Regions from separate parts of the Homo sapiens genome. Here region 1 is linked to region 2. The links are chromatin loops, found by intact Hi-C in ENCODE. Cell type or tissue: B cell. All regions are shown on one strand. Links, peaks and the distances in the headings refer to the core of each region. The heading gives the core; the rest is flanking DNA. Region 1 holds the start of RBBP9 (RB binding protein 9, serine hydrolase). Region 2 holds the start of DSTN (destrin, actin depolymerizing factor).

The links. A loop is a pair of places that touch in the nucleus more often than their neighbours do. Peaks named below come from ENCODE experiments on the same cell type or tissue, not always from the same donor. Only the 100,000 strongest peaks of a DNase experiment are listed, where the experiment ranks them.
Region 1: it touches region 2 in a loop (26-fold over the local background); 2 of 110 quality-filtered maps call a loop at or near these places.

What each region holds. Positions count from the first base shown.
Region 1 is chr20:18,494,265-18,499,638 of GRCh38, forward strand. It overlaps RBBP9 (RB binding protein 9, serine hydrolase), which reads right to left and starts at 2,961. Exons shown (of 5, transcript NM_006606.3): 1 at 2,805-2,961; 2 at 1,574-1,616. The coding sequence starts at 2,903. RefSeq lists enhancers at 2,514-2,563, 2,734-2,893, 2,746-3,310, 2,914-2,963, 3,064-3,123. In B cell, for the core only: no CTCF peak of the experiment used is centred there; a DNase peak (open chromatin) is centred at 2,977; H3K4me3 peaks cover 1,335 bases; H3K27ac peaks cover 1,001 bases.
Region 2 is chr20:17,567,668-17,573,041 of GRCh38, forward strand. It overlaps DSTN (destrin, actin depolymerizing factor), which reads left to right and starts at 2,408. Exons shown (of 4, transcript NM_006870.4): 1 at 2,408-2,544. The coding sequence starts at 2,542. It also overlaps a transcript of BFSP1 not described here. RefSeq lists an enhancer at 1,371-1,938 and silencers at 2,349-2,538, 2,559-2,848. In B cell, for the core only: no CTCF peak of the experiment used is centred there; DNase peaks (open chromatin) are centred at 1,654, 2,354 and 3,584; H3K4me3 peaks cover 2,421 bases; H3K27ac peaks cover 1,023 bases; H3K27me3 peaks cover 1,200 bases.

The sequences.
Region 1 (5,374 bases), core at 4-5,003, 930 kb after region 2:
ACTAGTTTTTCTTTTCTCTTTTTTTTTTTTTTTTTTGGTTTACCATGTTCTTGTAAGAAAATACTAAGGAAATAATAAAATATAACTCTGAAATTTTAATGTAAACTTTCAAACTTGAAAAAAAAAGCTAATGGTCAGGTGCAGTGGTTCACACCTATAATCCCAACACTTTGGGAGGCTGAGGTGGACAGATCATTTGAGGTCAGGAGTTCGAGACCAGCCTGCCCAAATGCTGAAACCCCGTCTCTGCTAAAAATACAAAAAAAATTAGCCAGGCGTGATGGCGCATGCCTGTAATCCCAGCTACTTGGGAGGCTGACACAGGAGAATCACTTGAACCCAGGAGGCAGAGGTTGCAGTGAGCCAACATCACGCCACAGCACTCTGGCCTGGGCAACAGAGCGAGACTCCATCTCAAAAAAAAAAGCAAAAAAACTCTTGCAACATTCTAAAATTCACATTTATTCATTCTTTCCAAAAAGGGGATTCCTGAGACAAGTCATAGGCATACCCAGAACAAAAGTAGCAATATGACATTTTTAAACATTAGGACCTCAAATAGATGCTGTAAAGTTTTATACCTATGCCTCAAGTATAGTACCCACAAATTCTGCCTGAAAATATTTGTAGACATATAGAAGGGAAAAATCAAGTTGGTGCAAAGTTGAAAATTAAATTTTACCATGCCCAGGTGCTTTCCTAATCCTTACTAGAATTTTCTATGGCTTACCCCATCCGGGAGGTGAGGGGCGCCTCTGCCCGGCCGCCCCTACTGGGAAGTGAGGAGCCCCTCTGTCCGGCCACCACCCCGTCTGGGAGGTGTACCCAACAGCTCATTGAGAACGGGCCATGATGACAATGGCAGTTTTGTGGAATAGAAAGGGGGGAAAGGTGGGGAAAAGATTGAGAAATCGGATGGTTGCCGTGTCTGTGTAGAAAGAGGTAGACATGGGAGACTTTTCATTTTGTTCTGTACTAAGAAAAATTCTTCTGCCTTGGGATCCTGTTGATCTGTGACCTTACCCCCAACCCTGTGCTCTCTGAAACATGTGCTGTGTCCACTCAGGGTTAAATGGATTAAGGGCGGTGCAAGATGTGCTTTGTTAAACAGATGCTTGAAGGCAGCATGCTCGTTAAGAGTCATCACCACTCCCTAATCTCAAGTACCCAGGGACGCAAACACTGCGGAAGGCCGCAGGGTCCTCTGCCTAGGAAAACCAGAGACCGTTGTTCACTTGTTTATCTGCTGACCTTCCCTCCACTATTGTCCTGTGACCCTGCCAAATCCCCCTCTGCGAGAAACACCCAAGAATGATCAATAAATAAATAAATAAATAAATAAATAAATAAATAAATAAAAATGACAAATTCACAGAATTGAAAAAAAAAAAAAAAAAAGAATTTTCTATGGCTTTTGGTTCACACCCTCCTCCCCAAGCTGCTTGCCTTATTCTTTCTTAGGTATATAGGCATCTTTGGTTCCTCCACTATGATATTCTTGTTCTCTACCACAAAAATGGTAATATCAAAACCCAACAAGATGAGGCTATTTAAAAACAAGTTTAAAACTTACTTGGGTCGGGCATGTTTTTAGCCAAACACTGGAAACCAGGTATCTATGATATGAGGGGGGAGAAAAAGCTATAATAAAGAGCTTAATTACAACTAATACTTTGCTAATAAGAAATGAGGCACCTGATATGATCGTTACCAATTCAGTATTAACTTGTGTTATGAAATGAAGTAGGTTAAGTGACCATCTTTTCGCATGAACTCCATCTGTAGTTCTGTATCTAGGCAGCTCTGCTGATCTCTATAGAGAGACCTATATCTGCATTTGTACACCCATATTTGCCTCTACAGGCCTGCATCTATAGAGAGGCATGAACAAATGTGTTCTAGACAGACTGACCTGGAGCCAAATAGACTGTGTTCCAGGGAGTAGGTAAAACGTGGCACAGGAACGTGATACAGAAATTTGGAGACAGCATACTCTCAGAAGCTCCAGCCCTGACCTTTGGGGTTGTAACTCTGACCAGGGTTTTCAGCCACAGCGCTGCAATCTATTCTGGAGACCCGCTCTAGAGGACAGCAACCCAGGGAGCCGACTTACCGCCTGGTTACAGAAGAGGGTTAAAAAATAAAAATCAAACGGCACAGGTCAGCCTACAGTAAGATGCCACTTTTATAAAGCTCACCAAGAAGCCAAATAGAACAGTCTGTTGTTTAAAAGGTATATTCATAGGTTGAAAAGTACTTCAATTTTAAAAAGAGAAGCAGATGAAAAAATTCAGGATGGCACGGGACTGAGATGGGTAGACATAAGGGTCGTTTGGAAGATGATGTATAGGCAATGTCCCAGGTTTTAGTTTGGTAATTCATTACATTATGCCTCATAATGTAGACGCATGTTACGTATATCCTTTGTATATATTAAGTATAGCATATTTAATTTTTTAAAAGCTGAAGCGGGAAGCAGTGAACATGTAAAATTATCTGGGAAGTCCCAAATCTGAACCAGCAGCAGATACGGGGGGCGGGGCTCAGGGGCTCAGCCTCGGTAGTTCAAAGGGGTTCCTTTAACTCTAAAGGCTGAGCCCTCAGAGAAGTCTTCCAGGCAGTTTTACCAGTCAAAATTCGACCACTAGCTCAGACTTTAAGAGAAGGCAGCGGGGGAGAGGCAGGAAAACACACAGGGCTTTGCTAGAGGGGATTAGACGCCTATTCAAACTTCAGCCCTCAGTCCTCTCCCGCCGTCCCTCCCTCCAGGCTGACTTCACGGAGCAGCGGCGTTGGGCGCTTACCTTCTCCAGCTCCTTTTTCACCCAGCCATACCAGCCGTGGGTGGTCACATCCCCGCCTCCGTTCCCGGGAACAATCACTGCCTTGCTAGGAGAAGCCATGAGTGCAGCGAGGCCAGAGTTCCCCAGCGCGGGTCCAGCGGAGCTGAGCCCAGCCTGCTCCCGCAGGGAGCCTGCGCCGCGGCATCCTGGGAGTTGTAGTTGCGGGGACCTGGGAGGCCGGGCTCTTTCCTCCTTGGCCTGCCTTCCGCTGGCTGCGTGGGGCAGCCAAGAACAAAGCCTGCGAGCTTCCATCAATTGTAAAGCAAAGCACCCTTTACTTGCCTCTTACTAGTGCTCTCATGTTTTTCCCTTATTTAAGACAGGCTATGACACGGTTGGGGTGTGTTATTTCTTTGCTAGATTTACTGATATTTCTATAGGAAAGTTTGTTTTTGGTTTCAAACATGCAGAAAACCCATTTATAACCTGGGAACGCCTGAAATCCATATTATTTTTCCTTCTGAGTTTAAAACAGTTTTTAGTAGTCAGTATCAGCCCTGGTTGTTGTTTTTCATTGCTTTGAATGAAATTTCCTTGCATAAAGCTACTAACCCAAGTAAAACAAGCAAAAATTTAATTAAATACCAAGAAAATACTTCGTCAGATTTTCATATTAAACCAGCTGATACTGAAATTGTTTAAAATAGTTTATAACCAATGCTTAGTCCCATATTCCTGGGAAGACAAACAAAGCTTCATGTACATTTGGTCACCGGGTGGGCCATTTAAACATTTTGTAAGGGGATTTCATTCAATTGTTATTTGAATTCCAATTTGTCATTCTGGTTGTATAAAAGCTTTCCCATGCAAGAGGGCTGATGTTATAACAGTAGATTATTATGCTACAGTGTATTTTCCCCCGGTAAAGAAAGCTTTTTATGGTTTGAATTTTCTGGAAACATTGGAGAAGACTGTCCTTGTCATCCACACTACAACAAAACTTCAGGACCTTGGGCTTTGGGTTCATGGTCTCGCAAATGAGAACGGTCCCTCCACACTTTTGGAACAGTGCACCCATTGGAACTTTTGAGGTAAAGCTACCCTGGGAAATTTCTCCCAAGAAGAAAATGGCATCCTTGATGTGAACAGCTTTTCCCAAGTTCACAGATTAAGACTTCTACTACCATGAAACTCTTATCTTTCAATATTTTTTGTCTTCCTTATGCCTCTACAAACAATAGAAGTGGAAAAGGGGTCTGTTATGTGCACTTATGGGGTATACTTTTATTTGTGAAGGAGTTTGCAGCCAGCCTTATACATGGATAAACTTAGACTTTGATAGATAAAAGATGAAGGCCCGAAGTAGGTAAGAAACTTTAATGGTACATGCATTGCTTCATAATCAGTCAAAAACAAAACATTGGTTCACTCCTCTAACCCACATCATGGGTTAAAGAAAACATTGCCAGTAGGCCTTCACTCTTCTAGAAAGGCATCATTTGTTAGGTCCTTTTACCATGGTTTGAAGTAAAAGAAGCAATGATTAGAAATGTATCCCTCATTGGCTGGGCGCGGTGGCTTACACCTGTAATCCCAGCACTTTAGGAGTCCGAGGCAGGCAGATCACCTGAGGTCAGGAGTTCAAGATCAGCCTGGCCAACATGGCAAAACCCCATCTCTACTAAAAATACAAAAATTAGCTAGGCGTGGTGGCAGGTGCCTGTAATCGCAGCTACTCAGGAAGCTGAGGCAAGAGAATTGCTTGAACCCGGAAGGCAGAGGTTGCAGTGAACCAAGACTGTGCCACTGCACTCCAACCTGGGCGACAGAGCAAGACTCCGTCTAAAAAAAAAAAAAAAGGAAAAAAGAAAAAAATAAATTCAGTGGTAGAGGATTAACGAAGAAATTGCTTAGTCAAGTGAGTAAACCCTTTATCTAGCTCATTCTTTGATCTATTTGATTTTAGGAGGTTTGGTTTATCGGGGCCTTGGGTTTAGGAGCATACCCCGAACTCTTGGTGTTATCCTCCCAATATTTATAATAATAGTCTCCCTGGTGTGCTGTATTCTCTCAAAGGTTTTAAATGTTTGCACGCGGTCATCTCTAGAACGTCAGATGTTCTCTCTTCAACTGGAATGACAAAAGCTGAAAGAAATGTGCAACCATGAGAACACCAAAACCTATAAATGATGTGCTGAGACCGAAACCCAAAATGATGGTAACTGAGAGTGGCGCTAAGGCCCTAAGTTTTGGTCACACTCTCACCTAAGTGAGAACCTGACCAAAAAGGGGGAATTTTTTGCACAAAATTTTGCGAGGCCATTGTTTTGGACTAAGCTCATGCATTAGGCCCCAACAAACCAAACCAAACCAAAATGGAGTTGCTTGTGCTAAGACTTCAAGGAAACATAGATTCTAGAACAGACTAGGTTTTGTTTTTTTTTCTGCAAATCTCTATAACAAACATCTCTGACAGCGTAGGTATCCACCCCATGAAGTTCCCATTAAATCTTTTTTTTTTTTTTTTTTGAGACGGAGTCTCGCTGTCGCCCAGGCTGGAGTGCAGTGGCGCAATCTCGGCTCACTGCAGG
Region 2 (5,374 bases), core at 93-5,092:
CCTGACCAACACGGAGAAACCTTATCTCTACTAAAAATACAAAATTAGCCGGGTGTGGTGGCGCATGCCTGTAATCCCAGCTACTCGGGAGGTTGAGGCAGGAGAATCGCTTGAACCCGAGAGGCGGAGGTTGCAGTGACCCGAGATCGCACCATTGCACTACAGTCTGGGCAACAAGAGTGAAACTCAGTCTCAAAAAAAAAAAAAAAAGATTTGAGAAGTGATGAACTCTGGGATTATAGAAGGAACTAGGGGGGTGAAGGAGTTGTAAGGGGTACGGGGCACGAAAAAAAAAAAAAGAAGGAACTACTATTGATCCTTGGGAAGTGGTAAGAGAAGTCTTCAGATGCGAAGGGTGATAGGAACATCCCAGGCTGAAAAAATAAGCAGGCCCATGATCAAGGTAGTTAGAACTAGTAAGAGGTGTTCTGGAATGAGAAGTTTCGTCTGGGAGGGGCAGTGGGCACTTAGGAAGATATGGGAGATAGGGCAGAAAAAGTAGGCTGAGGCCAGAGGCAGACGGGCCAGACTGACCTGCTGAGGGTTATGGAGGAAGCCACAGCAAATTTTAAGCAAGAATGTAACAAGACCAGTCTTATGTTTGGACCTAACTCTGGTGGCAGAGTGGAGGACGAAATGCAGGAGAGGCTGGAGCAAGCAGGCAGGCATGTATCCTTAAATGAGCACCATTCACTTTTGGACTAGAAAGGAAGTCTGAATATTAAGAAGTGTAAGGGCCACAGGGTCCTAGGCAGGCAGAAAAGCAAAGGGTTCCAGCTGCAGGAGGATACAGGGGGGTTCCTTCTCAGTTCAGGAGTGTGGTCTCGGACTGGCATCTTCAGCATCACCTAGGAGTTGTTAGAAATGCCCATTCTCAAGCATCATCTTAGAAGCAGTGAGGGAACCTTGGGGATGGGGCACACAAATCTAGCTTTGAACAACTTTTCCAGGTGATTCTGATGCATGCTAAAGAACCACTGCTCTAGCCCGCCAAAAATCATGTCTCAGGTGGTAAAGGCTTAGAACTGCACAACTTACTGTCTTTTTTAAAAAGAACGAGGGTAATGAGAAATGGGTTCCTATGTTGAGTGGGGCAGAACAAAAGCCACATACAACCTAGATTTTACGTAGTGCCGGAAAAAAAAATACTGACCATCTTGTCCAAAAGTCTCATATTTGGAGAATTAAAATAGTTTTGGTCGAGGCCATGATGTTCTCGGTAACCTAAATTAATTTATAAAATTCTTTGTTCCCTTTATTTCCCACAAAAACACCCGCAGCAAAAACGCTGGGATTCATCTGGGCCCTCTGAAAACCGTGTTTCCGACGCAACCGCCCATTAGAAAAACACAATTCCAAATTAAAAACCCGGAGAACTGAGCGGCGGGGCTGGCGCCACCGTCCCGGGACAGCGCGGCCTTTCCCAGCCACACCCCTGCGCGCCGCCGGCCTCCTTCCCCGGCAGTTCCCAAAGATAAATAAATGCTCCTTGTTTTTCCAGACCTGAAATTAACGGTGACTCACAGAGCACTCTGCATGGCCACGGTCGCCTCGGGAAGGAGGAAAAATGTGCAGACTTTTTTCCCCTCACGCGAGGGCAGGACAAGCCAGACTGGGCCAATCAGGGGAGGGCGGCGGGAATCGCACCAAAGTAGGTAAAAAATGCGGGAGGCGTCCCCGCTGCCGCGGCCCGCGACTCCGCTCCCGTGGGTCCTCCCCCAGTGCGTTCCCCCTCCTCGGGCCCTGCCCTCCCAACCCCCAACATCTCTCTCCTTCCACCACTGTGTCCCTCTCCCTCACCTCTCCCCTTGCCCCCACCTCCCCCACTAAGTGCCCCCTCGCCCCTCCCCCCACATCCCCCTCCTCTCCCCACACTGTCCCCTCTCCCTCACCTCTTCCCTCCCCTCTCCATCCTCCTCCTCCCCCAACTATGTGCCCCTCGCCTCTCCCCTCCAAATCCCCCTCCTTCCCACACTCTGTACCCCTCTCCCCCGGCTCTCCCCTCCTTTTCCCCTCCACGGCCTCGCCCCGCCCCAGCGGCAGGCACACCTGGCCAGGTGGCTGCCTCCCCGCGCGGGCCATGCCTGCACAGTGGGTGGGGCGTCAGGTGGCCCCGCCGAGGAGGCGAAGGAAGGCCACCCCTCCCCCATCATCTTTTGCCCGCCCCTCGCCAGCAGGAGCCAGCCCAGTCCGCCTTCTAGCCTCCTGCAGACCAGAGAGGACGCACCCCCACCCCTAAACACTTTCTGGTGAGGCGGACCCTGCCCCGCAGCCTTCAGCAGATGAGGGAAGCTCCCCTCCGAGACTCTGGATAGCCGCCGGGGGGGCGTTGCCTGGCCGGCTGGTTGCGTAGCAACGGCAGGCGGTGCGTGACGTGCGCAGCCGCGTTCCGTCCTGAGGCGCGCCCGCCCCGGGGTAAGCTCGCGCCGCCGCGTCAGCTCAGCGCTGGGTCTCTCGGTCCCGCAGCCGTGAGGAGGACGGTCTGCATACTCGCTGCCCGCCGGCTCCCTCCCCCGCGTCCCTGCGACCGCCGCGGCGAAGATGGTGAGTAGGAGGGAGGCCGAGGCGTGGGCCGAGGCGGCCGGGAGCAGTGTGTCTCTGGGGCGCCGCGGAGTCGGGGCTAAGGGGGTGAGCCGTGCCTCAGCCCGGGGAGGGACCCGGTCCGGCTGCAGTGTCCGGGCTGCGGGTGAGGGGGGGTCTCTGGGCCTCCGTCTCCCGCCGTCCTGGCTGGGCCCCCGCGCCCCGGGGTGGATCCGCGGCTGTTGCGCAGCTCCCAGCTGGGGCGAGGCCGCCGCCCTGAGCGTGGCCTCTGCGGGTGTCTCCAGACCCGGCCTTGCAACAACTGGCTGGGGTCGAGCGCCCCCACCCGCTCTGTGAAATCCATCCGGGGGTCTGCACACCGAGGCCGGGGAGTGGGGGGCGGGGGGCGTCGGAATCCGGCCACCGTCCTTGTTGGCGTGGGTTTCCCCAGAGCTGGCGCTGAGGCGCTTGGTGACTTGTGCGCGTTCCAGCCCTTGAGGTCTGTCCATCTCAATAAGGAAGATAAAGCCTTTATGGAACAGTCCTAGAGCACGGAATGATCGCTAACGAGCAGGATCCTGGCATGATTTAGAACGGGGTGGCCTTGCAGCTCCTTTGTTTTTTTCTTTTTATCTGGCAATCGGCTTCCAGCAGCACTCTCGTCGTGCTTGTCAAGCTTGGCAGTGTCTGTTTTAACCCTTCCCTGCCCGATCTGTCCGTGTATGGTTAGAATTTTTTTTCTGACCTGTAGACAGTTGGACTCTGCCAGAACTTGGTGCGCAAGGTGTGGGCATGATGCTGGGATGCTGATACAACCAAATTTAAGAGCTTTAAAAACCATTAAAATACTGGAGTCACCAGAAAGTAAACAGGTGCTCATTAGTATATTCTATATGATGGACATTTTGCTTAATTTACATATTTTCCCCCTTTACACTGTCACTCTAATTAGCTATTTAAAAACGTATTCTCAACTGAACTATCAGTTGGAACATTTTGTCGTTTTCGTTAGTGTGCACACACTGTTACCATTTTTGGTCAGTGATTTGCAGGCGTAGCCTTACCAGACTTTGCTAGAAATATTACACTGTAATTGCATCTGTCTAGAAGCAGTTGGTACCAGCTTATCTGCATACAAACTGTTTTCACTGTATAACAGTTTTGGTTTTCTTAAGTTACTACAACTTCCGTGAACATGCAGGCGGCCCCTTAGTGAAAGAAAAGATAAACCGGTAGTTTCTTGATGACTGTAGATATGTATGTAATAGGGATTTGATACTGTTCAGTTTTTGGTTCTTCTTTGGTTTAATGCTGTAAGCTACAAAGTATCAGCATCTTGAGTCTTTTTAATATCTAATTATTAGAAATTTAATAACATTTTAAATGTATATGCTACTTTATACTGAAAGACTTAATCTAGGGGCTTTGAGTTATGGTACGCTTAAGACCATTCACTCTGTGAAAGTGCTTTGAAGCTGACTAGGGTCTGCTCTAGAGACTTCTGATTTGACATTATGCTTTTTTATTGAGTGGCTAATACAGACTTTATTTTTCTGTTTGAAAATAAGAGACCAAACATTTTACCTTTAGTTAAATGCTTAGTTTTAGTTAAAGCTTAACTAAATTCAAGGAAGGAAGGGTCTGTTATATTTCCTGGTTCTTGTGAGGAGTGGGAGAAATAAAAATTAGAAATGAGCGATTTCCAAATACGCTTCAAAATTGTTGGCTTTAGGGAGATCAAGAAGACCTTACAAGTTACTCTTAGAGTTCAGATTATAGACCCCCCATTTTTAAAGGTTATTTTTGTTTTTAGCCTTATGAGCGCAGGAGCATCTTTGTTTAGTTCAGTGATTAGAGAATATTGTGGGTATTATCCCAGAGTCTAGCACTTTGCTTTTAGCTCTTTTGGTTAGATGCTTGGTTCCAAGTTTCTTTTAAGATTAAATTTTAACTACCGATGGGTTTGTTCTAAATTAGCAGAATCACTTCCTTGTACTCACCAAGTCTTTTAGAAGCACCTGAAATAAAGCAGTTTGAAACCAGCTGGGCGCTTCAGGATGAGATTAGATGTTTTCAGATGTCTCCTCCAACAAAAAACAAACAACGTCTGCCTCCACGTGAACCACAATTACAGACCCCAAACAAAACGTGTGTGTGTGTGTACTGGGTGTGCCAGCCTCCTTATACAGAGATTGTTTAGTAGCCCATCATCAAGTTACTAAGGTTATTTGCTCAGTAGTTCTACTGGATATGGATTGAGACATCACACCTAGACTTGCCTAGCTCCTCTTGTAACCAGAGTATCTTTTATGCTTCTTGGAAAGTAAGAGTGTAGTCTTGCCCCTGAAGTAGAGTTAAAAGGTTTGCACGATAATCTAACCCTTAACCTTATCCTAATCTGGACTGTGGTCTCACAGACTGAACTAATTGGCGCAGTATTCAAGTATTCTAATACTTGGTGATTAGCAAAAACACTACAACCCAGTGAAATAGGTTGGGCATGTATTCACATGCCTATTTAACATATGAGAAAACAGATTGTAAAGGATTAATTGACTTGAGACAAATCACCTTTTCCAACTCCAAGTTTTAAAATAATAATTTTGAAACATTTTAAGCAGAAAAGTACACAGAATAACAGATCCTTTTGTACAGGAAAAACAGGGCTATCTTATTGCCATATTTCAGGTTTTTATGTTATCATTACAGCTAAATATGCATCATCTTCCTCATCCCACTCCCTTCCCTCCCTAGAGTTATAACCATTCCTGTGTCAAAGACATAATATCCTGGCTGGTTAAGGAGATGATTTTATTCAGGCTATTGCAATTAGGAGAGCATTCCTGATTGCCTT